2 separate regions of the Homo sapiens genome follow, and region 2 is linked to region 1. Evidence: read pairs that join two places in POLR2A ChIA-PET (ENCODE). Cell type or tissue: B cell. All regions are shown on one strand. Links, peaks and the distances in the headings refer to the core of each region. The heading gives the core; the rest is flanking DNA.

What was found. Peaks named below come from ENCODE experiments on the same cell type or tissue, not always from the same donor. Only the 100,000 strongest peaks of a DNase experiment are listed, where the experiment ranks them.
Region 2: POLR2A ChIA-PET joins it to region 1 with 6 read pairs; 12 of 35 experiments call an interaction of 5 or more read pairs at or near these places.

What each region holds. Positions count from the first base shown.
Region 1 is chr1:150,133,222-150,136,143 of GRCh38, reverse strand. All of the region lies in intron 14 of VPS45 (vacuolar protein sorting 45 homolog), which reads right to left. Among named protein-coding and RNA genes, the nearest start is that of PLEKHO1, 15 kb to the left of the region's middle. In B cell, for the core only: no CTCF peak of the experiment used is centred there; no DNase peak of the experiment used is centred there.
Region 2 is chr1:150,079,730-150,082,651 of GRCh38, reverse strand. VPS45 (vacuolar protein sorting 45 homolog) reads right to left here. Exons shown (of 15, transcript NM_007259.5): 8 at 1,176-1,310; 9 at 655-768. Among named protein-coding and RNA genes, the nearest start is that of VPS45, 13 kb to the right of the region's middle. In B cell, for the core only: no CTCF peak of the experiment used is centred there; no DNase peak of the experiment used is centred there; H3K4me3 peaks cover 384 bases; H3K27ac peaks cover 930 bases.

The DNA of each region.
Region 1 (2,922 bases), core at 196-2,695:
GCTAGTAGCTGGGATTACAGGCATGCACCACCATGCCTGGCTAATTTTTGTATTTTTAGTAGAGATGGGGTTTTGCCGTGTTGGTCAAGCTGGTCTTGAACACCTGACCTCAGGTGATCCACCCGCCTTGGCCTCCCAAGGTGCTGGGATTACAGGCATGAACCACTGCACCCGGCCTCAAATTTTTATACCTAGGAAGAAGCAGGGCTAGGCGTGGTGGTTCATGCCTGTAATCCCAGCACTTTGGGAGGCTGAGGCAGGCAGATCACCTGAGGTCAGGAGTTCAAAACCAGCCTGGCCAACATGATGAAACCCCATTTCTACTAAAAATACAAAAATTAGCCAGGTGGGATGACATGTGCCTGTAATCCCAGCTACCCAGGGGGGTGAGGCAGAATTGCTTGAACCTAGGAGGCGGAGGTTGCAGTGAGCTGAGATCACACCACTGCACTCTAGCCTGGGCGACAGAGGACAAAAAGAAGCAAATGAATTATGAGTCCTAAGGGTGTAGTCCAGATTGGTATATCAGCTTACATCTTTCTTTGACTTTCAGTATTTTGTTTTAAAAATGCATAACTGGCCAGGCCCAGTGACTCATGCCTGTTATCCCAGCACTTTGGGAGGCCGAGGAGGGTGGATCACGTGAGGTCAGGAGTTCGCGACCAGCCTGGCCAACTTGGTGAAACCCTGTCTCTACTAAAACAAATACAAAAATTAGCCAGGTGTGGTGGTAGGCACCTGTAATCCCAGCTATTGGGGAGGCTAAGGCTAGAGAATCACTTGAACCTGGGAGGCAGAGGTTGTAGTGAGCCGAGATCACGCCATTGCACTCCAGCCTGGGTGACAAGTGTGAGACTCTGTCATAAAAAATAAATAAATAAAATAAAAAATAAAAATGCATAATAATTTTATATTATTTTTCATAAAAGGACCTTTTAAATTTTGACACAAACATATTTTAAGGTACTTATCAGTTAAATTATTTAATTCTACCCCTGCACATCCCCCTGATTATAAGAAACTGGGCACTTCAAAAGATGTGTCATGTTTATTTTGTGCCATTAGTCTTTGAGACTAATCATATCCTAATATGAAAAATACAGAATTTGTTTGACTCCTCCACTGGACCATAAGATCATTGAAGACAGGGATGTTTTATTTATGTTTGCGTTTTAGTTCCTGCCTTGAATAGTAAAGGCAGCCACTCAATAAATATACTCCTTAATGCTCCCAAACAATATAATCATAATATTCTGTCAATATTCTTAGCTCACATTTTCTTCTTGTTTCTCCTTGAGAGGAGCAATAGTAATAATAAAAAATATAACAAAAAACCTCACGTCTATGGACAGGTGAATGGAAAAGTAAACTGTGGTATGTTCACATAATGGAATGTTACACAGCACTGAAAAATGATTGAGGTTACCTGCAACAATACAGATGAATCTTAGAAGCAAAGTTTAATGAAAAAAGTATGATACTATTTTTATAAAGCTCAAAAACAAGCAAAACTAAACAATGTGTTATTTAGAAATACATAGGTAAGTGCTAAAAACACAATCTTCTTCCACCAAAGCAAGGGAATTAAATACAAAATCTAGGTTAGCACTTACCTGCTGTAGGGAGATAAGGGATGTAATTGGAGAGGAACACATGGATACATCTATGTTACTGGCAATTTTCTAGTCCTTGGGTTAGGTGAAAGGCTCAAGCGTATTTATTATATTATGCTTTCTAACTTACATGCTACATATATTTTATCAAATATTATATTAAAATACAATTAAAAAACACAAAAGTGAAGTGGGTTTCTTTACCCTAGATTTTCTCAGAATCTTTAATATGCTAATATGAGTTTTGACTTTTCAAGAGAAGGATAGAGTGTTTTCCAAACTTAGTTGGCTATAGAACCCTTTTAAAAATGGAATACCTATCAATATCTCCTCAAATAAATTTTCTATATAATAAGTCTTGGAATACACTGAATTAAAGTATAAGATATTTCCTTGATTCTAACTAATTCCACTGGGGTTATTTTACCCTATGACACTTTCTTACAAATGATATAATTGCCTATTCAAAAATGTAGCTATTCCTTCGGAATTCCCTCCTTAGTACTGGCCACCTGATTTATGAAATGAAACAAAACAAAACAAAACAAAGAAGCAAACAGGAGCCCTTGGCACTATTTCCTCTCTTATTGAGAAGAAACAGCAAGAAAAGCAAACAATGAGATTCTGCATGGATCTAGCACTGTTTGTGTCATTCACTGGAATGTCATGCGAAGAGAAAGGAAAAAATTACCCTCATCGTCCACAGGGTTAAAAATGGACTCCTCAAGGACAGAACTCAGAGATCTGAAAGGTGGTTATCATCTGAGAACATATCTGAAAGGTAGTTATCATCTGAGAATAAAAAGAGGTGTAGATGTATGGGAACATTCAAGCCCACATCAATGTGTCAGAACAACCACAACTACAGGGGCAGCATGGTGAACACTATTAAAAAATGCAAGAAACGAAGCCCCAAATAGCCCAGCTGTAGCAACCATGAATGCTGAAGACTCTTTGCAAGTCTTCTTTATTTTTTTGAGATGGAGTCTCGCTCTGTTGCCCAGGCTGGAGTGCAGTGGCACAATCTCAGCTCACTGCAACCTCCACCTCCCTGGTTCAAAGGATTCTCCTGCCTCAGCCTCCCGAACAGCTGGGATTACAGGCGCCCACCACCACGCCCGGCTAATTTTTGTATTTTTTTTTAGTAGAGATGGGGTTTCACCATGTTGGCCAGGCTGGTCTCGAACTCCTGACCTCAGGTGATCCATACACCTCAGCCTCCCAAAGTGCTGATATTACAGGCGTGAGCCACCACGCCTGGCCTTCATCTTTTAATTATAGTGGTACTGACTCTGGGGGGCCCCAAAGG
Region 2 (2,922 bases), core at 117-2,616, 53 kb after region 1:
AATGGGGGTTGGGGAAAGCGGGGGTTGTTTTTCAGCCCAGATTAAAGCATCTACAACTTTCAGCCACATGGCATTTTGTTATGCTTAAGAAGAGAAGAACTGGTATATGTTGGTAGACTGAGTTTTTTTTTTTTTTTGAGACAGAGTTTTGCTCTTGTTGCCCAGGCTGGAGTGTAGTGGCGTGATCTTGGCTCACTGCAACCTCCCAACCTCCGCCTCCCAGGTTCAAGCGATTCCCCCGCCTCAGCCTCCCGAGTAGCTGGGATTACAGGCATGCGCCACCACACCTGGCTAATTTTGTATTTTTAGTAGAGACGGGGTTTCACCATGTTGGTCAGGCTGGTCTTGAACTCCCGACCTCAGGTGATCCACCCGCCTCGGCCTCCCAAAGTGCTGGGATTACAGGCGTGAGCCACTGCTCCCAGCAATAGATTGAGTCTTTAAATAGTCCAGATATTACTGAAGAATGGAAAGAAGCACATGGCTTATCATAAAGTTTTCACTATATTGTTTAAAGACATTACAGAAAATAAGTCTCAAACCAAATAAAATCAATCAAGGTAGAAATTAGACCCAGAAGATTCCAAAAGTGTTGCTTACATGAATAGTACCAAACTGTCACATGTTTGTCATTCATGTACATGTTCAATTTACCTTCATGTCTGCTATTGATTCTAGTTTTTGCTGTTCTTTTGGTTTCTTCTTCTGAAAATCTTCCATGAGATTCTTTATATTGCTACCAATCTCAGCAAAGTTCAGGTACATATTCTGTGAAAAAGAAAGTTGGAAGCACACTTCATCAACTAGTCTGACTTTCAGACAACTTGAAAGAAGTGAAAAAGAATTTGGAACACAGAATTGAAGGGCAGGGAAATTCTATTTTAATTACCAAATTTGGACATTAGCTGGGACACTGTTGATGAATACCATTACTATTCTCACAAACAGCTACTGGAGGGGAGAGAAGTAAATAACTACGTGATCTCTATGAAAAAAAATTGCTAAAGGGTCAGAATCCAAGTCTTCTGCCTTCCCTTCAGAGGCAGTTTATGCACAGGATGCCCCTATCATCCTTTCACATGAAATCCCATGCCTGCCCCTATACTAACAAGCCAATATTGATCTTCTTACATAAAAACAACTAAAGACAATTTAAAAAAATTTAAACCACCTACATTAGCATAGAATTCATCATTTTCAGCAGATAGGACCACTTCTCTTAAGTCTTTACTGATTCCCGGCACTCTGGAAAGATCAATCCGATTGTTGTTTATGCCTAGTAGTTCGTGGACCATGGCCTGATATGTCCACTAAATAAAGAATTATGAAAAAAAAAGGTAACTGACAGAATATGGAAATAGTAAACGTTCAGGAAAACAAATAAAAACTGATAACATTCTTTAACTAGTCTTCTTTACATGAAGATTCTCGAGTTAAATTTTATTCATACTTTGTGCTATAAGCATTAAGACTGTCATTTTAATTGATTAAACACTGAAGAAAAGTCAAAATACTTTTAGATTTCATACTTTTGGAAAAAGGGCAGCAAGATTAATATTCTTGATAGAAAGAAAACAAATTAGAGCTATTATTAGCTCCAATTTTTTGCCTGTGAATTAAGAGTATATTTTTGGCTTCACAGATAGAGCTATATTGGTACTGCAGTTACAAGCTGTACCATTTCCTGTATGCTTCTATGGTTTTCTGCAGCATGAGAAGTGTGTTCTTGCAGATCTGAGTGGTACTATATTTGTCCTGGGAACACTAATATTATCAGAAAAACCTTGTGAGTTGATCAAAACACTGGGATATTCAGAAACTTACCTTTGAACCCATTTTATTTTATATTTTTACCTAAGGGGAGATGAGAGGAAGGACTGGTTTCCAGTCTCACAAATTGAGAATTTATTTGGTAAAACTGGAAATGAGAAATCTCCAAATTTTCCCTTTTCACCAATTATGGAGAATAGATTACTTTCAGTCATAGGTCTGTTAGACAAAATGAAGTATTTTCTAGCATGTTCCCTTCTGCATCTAGAATCTAAATGCTAGAAATATTTATATACATATTTTATCTTAAGAAAACTAGATTTATTAAGAAATAATTTAGAAGGTTATAAAAGAAGGTGCTTATTTCCTAAAAGATTTGCCAAAGGAATTCTTGAAAAAGCAAGTTCCATTAAGTCGCACTTAAAATAAGTACAACAAGGCTGGGCATGGTGGCTCATGCCTGTAATCCCAGCACTTTGGGAGGCTGAGGTGGGTGGATCACTTAAGGTCGGGAGTTCGAGACCGGCCTGACCAACATGGTGAAACCCCATCTCTACTAAAAATACAAAACTAGCCGAGCATGGTGGCACATGCCTGTAATCCAAGCTACTCAGGAGGCTGAGGCAGGGAATCACTTGAACCCAGGAGGCGGAGGTTGTAGTGAGCCAAGATCACACCATTGCACTCCAGCCTGGACAATAAGAGCAAAACTCCATCTCAAAAAAAAAAAAACGTACAACAAAATGTTTTATGCTTTTATGGATAGCTTCTTGTACATGCTTCTAGCACTTACTCTACAATTAAAATTATGTTTATTTTTCTCATAATTGGACCATGAGCTCTTTGAGGACAGAAATTGTAACTTTTAACCTTTTATCTCTAGTACTTAGTTTAGTACGTGGCACAAAAGAAGTCCCCAGTGAAATCTGTGGGATAAATAGTTGCTTTTCTTTGGGAGACAGAATAATAGGCAATTAATTTTCTTTCTACTTTTTGATATTATCAAAAGTTTCTTTGGTGAACATATATTACTTTGAATTTTAGGAATACAAGGCTATTTTATACTACAGAGAAGTTTCACTCCACAGATTTCCCTTAGCATTAACATTAGTACAAGCTGGGAAGAAACTGAAACATAGACTGTGCCTTTCT